Linked DNA regions of Homo sapiens: region 1 is linked to region 2. Evidence: read pairs that join two places in POLR2A ChIA-PET (ENCODE). Cell type or tissue: PC-9. All regions are shown on one strand. Links, peaks and the distances in the headings refer to the core of each region. The heading gives the core; the rest is flanking DNA. Region 1 overlaps CCDC50 (coiled-coil domain containing 50). Region 2 overlaps OSTN (osteocrin).

Region 1 (5,389 bases), core at 334-5,333, 130 kb after region 2:
CTAGAATGTTCCAGGTGTTTGAATTTAAAAACCAGCGCAAGAGTTCTCAGATATTGCTTTTAAAAGGACTGTTAAGCAGAAAACAATCATTATTTCCTTCTGTCATCATTTCGTTAAAAAAGCATACACACATACATTAAGTGTGTGTGCATAGGATAGTTTTTAGCCTACATTGAGAAAAAGGAAAAAAAACAAAGCAGTAAAGACTTTCTAATAAACCAGAACCAGTGTATTACCGGTCTTGTTTATTTATCAGTGGTTCTTTCCTTTTTCTTTGTCGTTTTAGTCAAGTTCAGCGAATAATTTACATACAATAAAAATTCCTTCCTTTTTAGTGTGTAGTTCTGAGTTTTGACAAATGTGTAGTCTTGGAACCACCACAACAATCAAGATACAGAACAGTTCCTAACCCCCAAACTTCTCAACCCCCGTTTCATGCCCCCACCAGCCACTGATTTGTTTTCTGCCCTTGTAGTTTTGCCTTGTCAAAAATCTTATATAAATAAGATCATATAGTAAGTAGTTTTTTGAGTCTCCTCAAACATACTGTTTATCCATTCACTAATTGAAGAACATATGAGTTTTCAGTTTTGGTGGGTGACAGTAAAGTCACTCTAAACATTTGTGTACAAGTGTTTTTTTTTTTTTTAATGTATGTGTGTGTATTTGAACATAAGTTTTTGTTTCCCTCGAATGGACTTTCTGGGTTATACGGTGAGTGCATGTTAAAATTGTCAAACTGTTTTTCAAAATGGCTGTACCATTTTGTATTCCCACCAGCAATGTATGTGAGCTCCAGTTGTTCTGCATCCTTGCTGGCATTTGATATTTTCAGGACCCATTTACTTTTTTTAATTTTAACCATTTGAGCAAGTGTGTCATGATATCTTATTGTGGATTTAATTTGTATTTCCCTAATGACTCATGATGTTGTGCCTTTTTTCTTGTGCTGATTTGCTATTCTTATATTGTTTGTTGAAGTGTTTGCTTTAAATTTTAGCTCATTTTAAAATCGACTATTTTCTTATTATTGAATTTGGGAGTTCTTTACATATTCTGGATACAGTTCTTACTAGATACACAGTTTGCCCATGTCCATGCTTTTAAAAACCTTAGTTCAATATCAGAATGATATGGGGATCCAAACACCTTCCTAGCCCTACTTGATATTAGCTAAATCTCTTAGAGATGGTTTCAGGAATCTGTAGTTTTTATATACAGACTATGTACTCAGACTTATGCAATTACATTTGGAAAATTACAGAATGAGTATACTGTGGCCACCCCAATACAAGGATCTTCTCCTAATTTCTTAAGTTTTTGCAGTGACAGCTCATTTATCTGATAAAGAATGAGCAGTAATCCTCTCTAGTAATTCAAATTTGTTGCAGGGACCTGCAAACTACTGCCACTTGTTTTGTATAGCAAGGTAGCTCAGGATGGCTTTTACAGTGTTTAATGATTCAAAAAAAATAATGTTTTGTGATGTGAAAATTGTATGAAATTCAAATTTCAGTGTCTGTAAGTAAAGTTTTATTGGAACATAGCCATACTTATTCATTTACATATTGTCTTTGTCTGCTTACATACTGTAGAGGCAGAGATGAGTAGTTGTAGCAGAGACCACGTGATTGGCAAAGCTTAAATTTTTTGCGACCTGATACTAGACAGAAAAAAAAAAAAGATTTGTTTTGGAGCCATTTTCAATGAAACTTTTAAAAAACTTTGTTATTTAACCTTTTTTGGACAGTTCAGTTATCGGTATAAACACTGTTTTTCATAACTTTGCTTTAATATAATGATGCCCTTGGGAATTATTGTTGATTGAACTCTTATGACAGCCTATTTAATTTTTGAAGTGACTTTAAAAAGTACAGAGTTAAATCATTTTTCTTTCTCTCTCTCTTTTTTTTTTAAGACGGTGTCTAGCTCTGACGCCCAGGCTCGAGCGATTCTCCTGCCTCAGCCTCCCGAGTAGCTGGGATTACAGTTGCCCGCCACTATGCCCAGCTAATTTTTGTATTTTTAGTAGAGACAGGGTTTCACTGTGTTGGCCCGGCTGGTCTCAAACTCCTGACCTCGTGATCCGCCCATCTCGGCCTCCCAAAGTGCTGGGATTACAAGCATTAGCCACTGCACCCAGCCTCTTTTTTTAAGAAGAAAAAAAAATTACACTCCGGTAAATTTCTGGGGACTTTCAAAATCAAATGTAGGTAGAAATCTTATGTAAAGTAAGAGTATGCCGTATGCCAGCTCTGAGTAAGGGTCTGTGGGGCTTTCAGAAGTTCATGAGTATCCAACAGATTTAACCACCTTAAAATGTTTCCTTACGTTTTTTTTTTAGCTTATATTATTGGTCCTGTTTAAAACTTATTACAGATATTTGTGTGAATGAAGTATCATTTCATCTTTTTAGAAACTTGTATCAGAGGTACCTAGGCTAATTTATCACCAAATTTTTCATCTTGCCTGATGAGCATTTCCAGTCCTGATACAGCTCCTCAGTGACCAAATACCAGGGGAGTCTCCCCTGGACTTTTTTGGCTTTTGTTTTTCCAATGAGTCATAAAGGCTTAGTCATTTTCCATTAACTTTAGGAGTTTTAACTGCATATAGTAAAACTATGAATGACTTATAAGGATATCTTTCCCTCTTCACCGCTTCCCCATCAGCAACAAATTCTGTTTTGTTTATTGACTATGGAGGAGTCCATGATTGACTTTAAGTATTATATTCACTAATTTTTGAGTAGCATCTTCCCACCAAATACTTTGAAAATATTAGGTTTTTCTTTTATATTATGAAGGTCTGTGTAAATATCGAATACAAGAGTTGACAAATACTGTGAAAGACTCTTTTTGTCTAGATGGGAGTCCTGACGTAGAAGAAAGAGAAAGATAGGGGCTCACTTAATGGTCCACGTTCTTCCCATCTGTACATCTGGAGTTTGCCTTAATATCTGGGCCGGTAGCTCTTTTGGAAAGGGCTATTCACTCTCAATGTCTGCATTTATAGATCACTTTCTGGCTTTTCCTAGAAAATATTTTCAATTCTGTCAGTGATTGCTGGATTCTAAGTTAACATGTTTGCTTCTGTTGTTTTCCCAGCATTCTCTGGTCAGACTTCATTATTTCAAATTGGTCTTTGGTGGATCCACAAATCATTCCTTCTTTTTATAGTTTCCCCATTGAAGCTCCATAGAGCTAATCTTTGAAAGATCATTTTACTTTTACTTTTTGTTGTATGAGTTGTTCCAGCTCTCAAATTTCTATAAGAAGTTGATTGGTGTTGTGATTGACAACACCTGAAGTCAGAGTGGTCTCCTTTGGAGGCAACAGTCTTACTTGTTTAAGGATTAATTTTAATTATATAAGATGCTGGTAATTTTTGTACACGTTCCAGTAAAGTGATATGGTCATTTTGTTGCTGTTACTAGAGTATTCAGTTAGTTTCTTAGATAGTATTGGGTTCCATCAGAATTTTTATGTGTGCTATTTTCTCTTTTAAATTTATTTTTAGATAAAGGGGGGAAGGCTCTTACACAGTTTAAACAAGTCAAACATAGCATGTATTTTTAAAATTCTTGATATAAGGGGAGACAGTTGTGAAGAATCTGAAAGTTTTGGGTTGGAAACAATGAATATACAGATTGCAAACTTGTCATGGTTTATATTGAAAAGAGGAGAGAGCATGAGCAAAAGAATGAGCTGAAGCCTTTTTGCTTTGGGGATGATATGTTCAATTTGTACTTATTTTAGAATGGTCTCTTTCAGGTTCATATGGTGTATTAGAAGTTAACACTGGTTAAAAATATGCAGTGCTACGAAAAACAAATGTATCCTTCAAGGGAGTTATGATATAAAATTTTCTAAACCATCTAAATAATTTTGACTCTATATAAAAAAAGTGAGGCAAGTGATTCCTTTATAGCAGAAAAGGATTTGGACAGAATCTTGTCTTCCTGTTCCTAGATACAGGCTGCCCCTGATTTTCTTTCATTTCCTCTGCAGAGGGTATTACATGATAACCAAGCAAACTGTAGGTTGTACTGAAGCCAATTTCAGTAGCAATCATAGAGAAATCTAGGGCATTTAGAACGCGTTGCAGATGAACATAAAAAATTTGGTGATCTTCAAGAAGCTTTCTGAATATGGAAAGTGTTGACTTTCCCAGGCTGTACTCTGATCATCTGGCCCCAGGAAAACCTTTTAGTAAATGTTACAGTCCACATTTGTATTCACTGGACAGTTAGTGACTGATAACATGGTCTCCATTTACTCTGATACTGAAGACTCTGTGAGAACTATTAGTTGAAACAGGAAAAGCTCACCTTTTTAAAAGGCACCAGGTTGAACAAAAGGTTAAAATGTACTTGTGGTGAAAGATACTATACAGTTGGATATAAGCAGATTGTTGTTATCTTGGATGCTAGAAATAGTGAAATCAGCAGCAGCAATGAAGAAAGCAATATTTGGTGTAGGTGAAAGTTAGCATGGCAATTACCCTAGATGAATAGGCTTCAGTTATTACATTTTTACATGATGTATAATACTTGTATCCAAAAGACAAATGTCTATCACTTACACTAAATCAACTACATTTCATTCTACCTTATTTTTAAGTTGGATAGATTCTTAAGAGGTAATTTAATCTGTCTCCTCACAGGTCAGGACATGAGGCTCTGATTTGGAAGGTGACTTGTCAAAGTTCATTCACTTGACAAGCTGCTGACAGAGCCAAGACTAAAATTCTGACAGGTATCTGTAATTAAGAGGGCTCTTTATACTATAATTTGCTTGCGCCTTATATACTATCATAAAGTCCTTATATTTCTGTAAATTGGGCAAGTAAATCTATATTTATTACATTTCAGATGCTAAAGTGTCATGGAGATTTAGCAGAAAGCTTTTACTACAGCAACTCAAAATACAGAATTAGGAAACTACATTTAGTTTTAGCTATGCCAAAAAGTTTTAATCTGCATGTTAATATGTTGGTTAGATTTTGGCTGGCTACACTTCTACTCAACAGTTTTCCTTCATACCCTTCTTGATGGTGATAATTTGATGATTCTTCTGTCTCAGTAAACTATAATTACATAATCTTCACATAGAATTCTACTTTACTTTCTAATCTTGGACATTCAGCTGAAAAAGTTTGGAGTGGCGGAGCTTATTAAACATTTTAGACATTCTGATTTCCCCTTAACTCAGGCCTACAATGTGTATAGGAAACATATTCTCCCTCAGGCGGACATATGAGGTTAGAAAGAGCTTTAGACGTGCAGTAAACTATTGATTATATTGTTATTCCTTGCCAGGAAACATTGCTTCAGATTCTATTTCTTTTTCTTCTAGAGACAGGGTTTCACTCTGTTGTCCAGGCTGGC
Region 2 (5,389 bases), core at 168-5,167:
GCGGTTGAGGAGTTTCCACCTGAACCAGGCTGTGAGCAACAGGAAGACAGAGAAAGTATCTTCTTTACTTTTATATCCCCAGTATCTGACATGCAGTGTATGCCTAATAAATGCATCCTGTTTTTGAGTAGTATAAAATTTATATTTTTGCCCCTTTGTTTAATGTTAGAGATACTTTTCCATTTATTATGTTGGCTAGCTTAATGTAATTATGATGTAAGATTTTGATCAAATATTTTATATAAGTACAAAGTGGAGTAAACAGTGAAGGGGGTCGTGAAATTCCACATTAACTTCAGATTTAAATATGCTATATTTAACTTAATTTATCCAATTTTACCCTCTGCAAGCCTTTTAATGCTGCGTAAAAAGTTGCCTATGTATGGAACGGCCAGCCGATATGTGCAACTCTATTAGCTTTTCCCTATGTACAGTTTTAAAGCTATTTTCCCTTTAGTGAGCATTAGAATTAAACAACAAATTTCATTAACAGAATTGCCTACAATTATATACTAATGTTATTTTCTATTTTTAGGTAACATAGTTTTATATCAAGAAATATTTAGTTATTTGGGGATTTAGGTACAGATTAATGTATGAAAAGGAGAAATCCTAAAGTTTAGAGGAATGATTATTTGAGGTTAGTGATGCATGTAACTTTCATTAGAATGAGAATCTGTGATGTTAAATACTAATGGATGTATCAGGATTCCAGCATGAACTTCATCACATTTTACTGTAGCTGTAGAAACATAGGCTAATCTCTTATCTTCCCTCTACCTTGGTTTTCGTATCAAGAAAGCTGGGATATTAGTATCTGCCCCGCATTCCTGTTTACCTTCCACATAAGGCTGCTCCATGCATTCATTCAACACACACATTTGACCCTGTGCCAGGCATTCTGTAAGGTGCTGAGATGCAATGGTGAACATGACATGGTCTCTGCCCTAAACGAGTTTATAACAACTAAACCCTTTGTTAAACATCCAGATCTGGGGGTTTAAAATAATAATGGAATCTTTCTCTAAGGTGGCATTGTAGGTTTCTGGCTTCTTAATTTTTGCAAGAAAGAGATTAGTAGCATTAATCACAAATCCAAATAGAGGAAAAAAACAGACAGAGATAGTTAAAAATAAAATTTTAAGATTTTGGAAGGCAAAGTATCTAAAAAAGAGTGAAAATGGTGCCAAATAGAATAAAATCAGTTAACACATGTTCTAGTAACTTATCATTCTTCCTAATTTGTTGCCTTCAGGGACAGTCATTTTAAAATGTAGGTATCTGCCACATTAATAACACTGCATCCATAAAAATATTACTTTATAAAAAATTTGTTTGGGAGATAGAAAAGGGTTTTACACTTACACAAATAGGTTATACTCGAAAGAGCATGAAACTGGGAGTCTGAAAATGAAAGTTGTTGTTCTGGCTCTTCTTCTAACTGGCTTTGTGACTTTGGAAAATTTGCTACTGCCAATTGAAGAGCACTGAGAAATGGGAAGAACACATTCCTGATATTTTATTTATTTATTTATTTATTTTGAGATGGAGTTTCGCTCTTGTTGGCCAAGCTGGAGTGCAATGGCGCAATCTCGGCTCACTGCAACCTCCGCCTCCTGGGTTCAAGCGATTCTCCTGCCTCAGCCTCCAGAGTGGCTGGGATTACAGGCACCTGCCGCCACGCCTGGCTAATTTTTTTGTATTTGTAGTAGAAACGGGGTTTCACCGTGTTAGCCAGGCTAGTCTCAAACTCCTGACCTCAGGTGATCTGCCCACCTCGGCATCCCAAAGTGCTGGGATCACAGGCGTGAGCCACCGTGCCCAGCTGATATTTTAATTTTTTTTTAACGGGAAATGTTAAATTTCTCAATGTCAGCTTGCTCCTTTTTTTCAGGAATCCAAAACATAAAGTAAATTCCCATTACACAATTTATTAAAAATAGCAAATTTCAGAAGGAAATGTTTAAATAAATGGCTATGCACCACGAGTATTTCTCAAATGTATTTTTTATGAGGATAATATAGATGATATATGTGACACTGACAGAAGCTACAAGCCACTAGCAATTTTCAATTGCTCTTGGGTGAAAATCCTCAATGATTTTAAATCTCGAATTTGAGTTTATGAAGATCCCAAACTTCTTACCCATTTCTAAGCTTCTAAGTGACACAGCCACACTCAGTTATCTGGTTTGTGAGGCAAAATTCATCAGAGACTGGAATCGCAGTTTCAATAAAAAAAGAGACCGCAATGGCTGGAGGTCCCAATCTTTGCTTTCCAGCAGGTAAGTCTCTCAATCATCTGGGTGCTTCCCTAATCAAAGAAAGCTAGAAAAACCTTCTTTAAAACTTTGTTCAAATATTGTCACTTATTGAAATATCGAGATTACCTATAGAATGACAAACTATAATTTATCCTTTTGGTTTTTTCAATATAAGTTTTGCAGATTGTCCCTATGAATGGCTGTAAGTTCCCTAAGTGACTGTTGGGTGTAAATTTTGTGTTCATAGAAAAAAATTGGCTTCAAACATCTGCCTTCAGCTTCATAACAATCACTTCAAAACAATTTTTTTAATTATGTTTTAAAAACATAATATTTTCAAATTATAGTTTACAAAGTGTTTCTACATACTATTTTAGTTTCCGTTGTAAAGTTTTTAGTTATAATAAAACACAAATTAAAAAGGTGTAGTTTTCTCACAGATAAATTTATATCCTCATATATTTTTAGGAAACAATATTAAATATAAACTTAAAAGGCTTATTTATTTGAACTCTAAGCCAATTCCATAATTTGTGCTGTTTGTAAATTAAGATTAACTAAAGTTAAATAACTTACATTTTGTGAAGAAAATCAGTTTCATTAGACAGTTTTGAATATTTTAGAGTCTTGTTCAAGATCATTAGCCCATTAAGGAGCACAGCTAAACCTCTTATTCCTGTCCTTCAAGTCTGAGCCTGAGTTTTTCCCCAGCATAATGCTGAATATCTGTATATTGTCTGAAAGAGTTTGAATATTTTTTTGAATATTTATTCTTTCATTGACAGAGAATTTTTGGAGTCACGTCAAGTAAAAAAAAATATATATATATATATGTATATAAAACCTTCACTAATATCACACACATTTGTGATGCTGGTGGAGGTTGTAGAGATCTGAAAATTCTTATTATCAAAAATTCGTATTTTGTCTTCACCAATTTTATATCTACTAAAATTAAGATCATGATTACTGAGAAAATATTCAAATGATTATTTTGTCTTGACAGACTGTTAATTCAAAATGCAGGAGAGTAGTACTCAATTATTTTTAAATTATTAATATTATTTATGTTACTTGCAACATTTCTATCTGATAACCAAGTTAAATATCATACAAGTCTTTCTTTCTCTCAGCTTAAAAGAGAGGATATAACTGCATTCTATGGCATCTGGAACCTCAGTTCTAACAATTTTTGTTTTGAAAGGGTAGGGAAATGAGCATACTGACTTATGCATGATAGGAAAAAAAAGAGAAGTAAGAAAAAAATCCTAAGTAAGGCCTGGCACAGTGGCTCATGCCTGCAATCTCAGCACTTTGGGAGGCTGAGGCGAGTGGATCACCTGAAGTCAGGAGTTCGAGAACAGCCTGGCCAACATGGCGAAACCCTGTCTCTAGTAAAAATACAAAACTTAGCCAGACACGGTGGCAGGGCCTGTAATCCCAGCTACTCAGGAGGCTGAGGCAGGAGAATCTTGCTGGAACCTGGGAAGCGGAGGTTGCAGTGAGCCAAGATCGTGCCACTGCACTCCAGCCTGGGCAACAAGAGCGAAACTCCATCTCAGAAAAAAAAAAAAAAATCCTAAGTAAACATTTTAAAATAAATATATTACCATATGTCATCAATTTTGCCTCACATTTAACATCTCTGAAATTGGAATTAGTCTTACATTTGATAAGCATATCAATTTAATTGGTAGCATTGTTTTTTCTTAACATGTTCTTAAAAATGGAATGTCTTACCATAAATGACATCCCAAAATCAAAGATTTGGAGATTCTTTCTTTTCAGCTAGAAATACCTAATTTTAAAAATACTGAAAGTGAAAGAGGAAAATATTTCTGTCACAGCCTAGATGCAATTTTTTGCATAAACTTTGGCTGATTTGAGGAACTCATCCAGTCAGTTTTCCTAGCTAAATCTGCACTATTCTCATTACCTACATGTTAAGTGTCTGCACTTTTACCAGAAAATAGCCAGCTTCACCAGTGAGCTTTAAAAGCCAGATGCAACATTAGAGGTCAGTTAGACCATCTCCATTTTAGTTGGTCTAGAGAGGAAAGTGTTTGCCCAACATCACATCACTAAATAGCAACAGAGGCAATGAAGAGCCTGAGTCTCACGACTCTTGCATCAGGTCTTTTTTCCATTACAGAGAGCTATGCAGACTTTGTGTTAAGCACTGTCCCTTTTAGGCCTTTTTCTAAGATAAAAAATTATTGTCACTCTGTCATTTATTATTCCTGAGTGTTTATAACTTAATGGAGTGGGTAAAGGGTAACCTGAAGAACGTATTATGTTTTACAGACTTACTTATGAGCCAAGCTGACTCACGACTTGCCTGGAAGAACACCATTATTTCAATGGGAGAAGATTTTAGGCGGTGTTGTCGGCAGGCACGCATGGTCATTTCATGGTGTCAGAACTAAGGCCCCTTTATAAAATATCCTGCTAAATCTCTTAAATGTATGTGCTCTGTCGCGGTGAGAAGAGAAAGTAAAGAAAATGTAGCCGTTGAATTAGTTTGTAAATCCTTTAATTAAGTCCTTTATTTTAAATTTTTGTTCAAAGGAGACTGGAGTCTATTTTGAGTATTGCCAATCAAGGTATTAGGGTAAATAATTAAAAATTCCTAGACAATATCAAGATTTACTCACAAACCTAGTACCTTTGTGAATTTCTAATTGTTGGATCAACTATCCATAAGTCAGATGTTAATCATAAATTTGCAGGTTGAAGAGAAATGTCCTTTACACCTGAGTTGTTTTTTTTTTGTTGTTCAACACCAGACTTCACATGCAGATAGTTTAAAAGTCTTATTGATTAATAGGTGCATGAGATCAGATACTGGCTTACATTGCTTCTCTTTTTCAGCCTAACCATCTCTAACATTTATACATCTCATAGAAGTTTGCTCTTTCTTTTGTAGATAAATGATTTTCAATCTCTTTTTTTCTACCCCAGCCCACATGAGAGACTTTTTTCACAATAAAAATAGCTCATTGCAACACTGATTCCTACTAATAAAAACATCTTTCTTCATCTTAACAGGCTTCTTATTAAACTCTGGTTTAAATATAATTAAGCCAGTTTTTCTTTATTGCTGGAATTTCAGAGCCTTTAATGTG

The links. ChIA-PET counts read pairs that join two places held together with the same protein. Peaks named below come from ENCODE experiments on the same cell type or tissue, not always from the same donor. Only the 100,000 strongest peaks of a DNase experiment are listed, where the experiment ranks them.
Region 1: POLR2A ChIA-PET joins it to region 2 with 5 read pairs; 2 of 35 experiments call an interaction of 5 or more read pairs at or near these places.

The regions. Positions count from the first base shown.
Region 1 is chr3:191,335,498-191,340,886 of GRCh38, forward strand. All of the region lies in intron 1 of CCDC50 (coiled-coil domain containing 50), which reads left to right. It also overlaps a transcript of UTS2B not described here. Among named protein-coding and RNA genes, the nearest start is that of UTS2B, 7.7 kb to the left of the region's middle. In PC-9, for the core only: no CTCF peak of the experiment used is centred there; a DNase peak (open chromatin) is centred at 2,564.
Region 2 is chr3:191,202,363-191,207,751 of GRCh38, forward strand. The region is part of intron 1 of OSTN (osteocrin); the gene reads left to right. Among named protein-coding and RNA genes, the nearest start is that of OSTN, 5.8 kb to the left of the region's middle. In PC-9, for the core only: no CTCF peak of the experiment used is centred there; no DNase peak of the experiment used is centred there.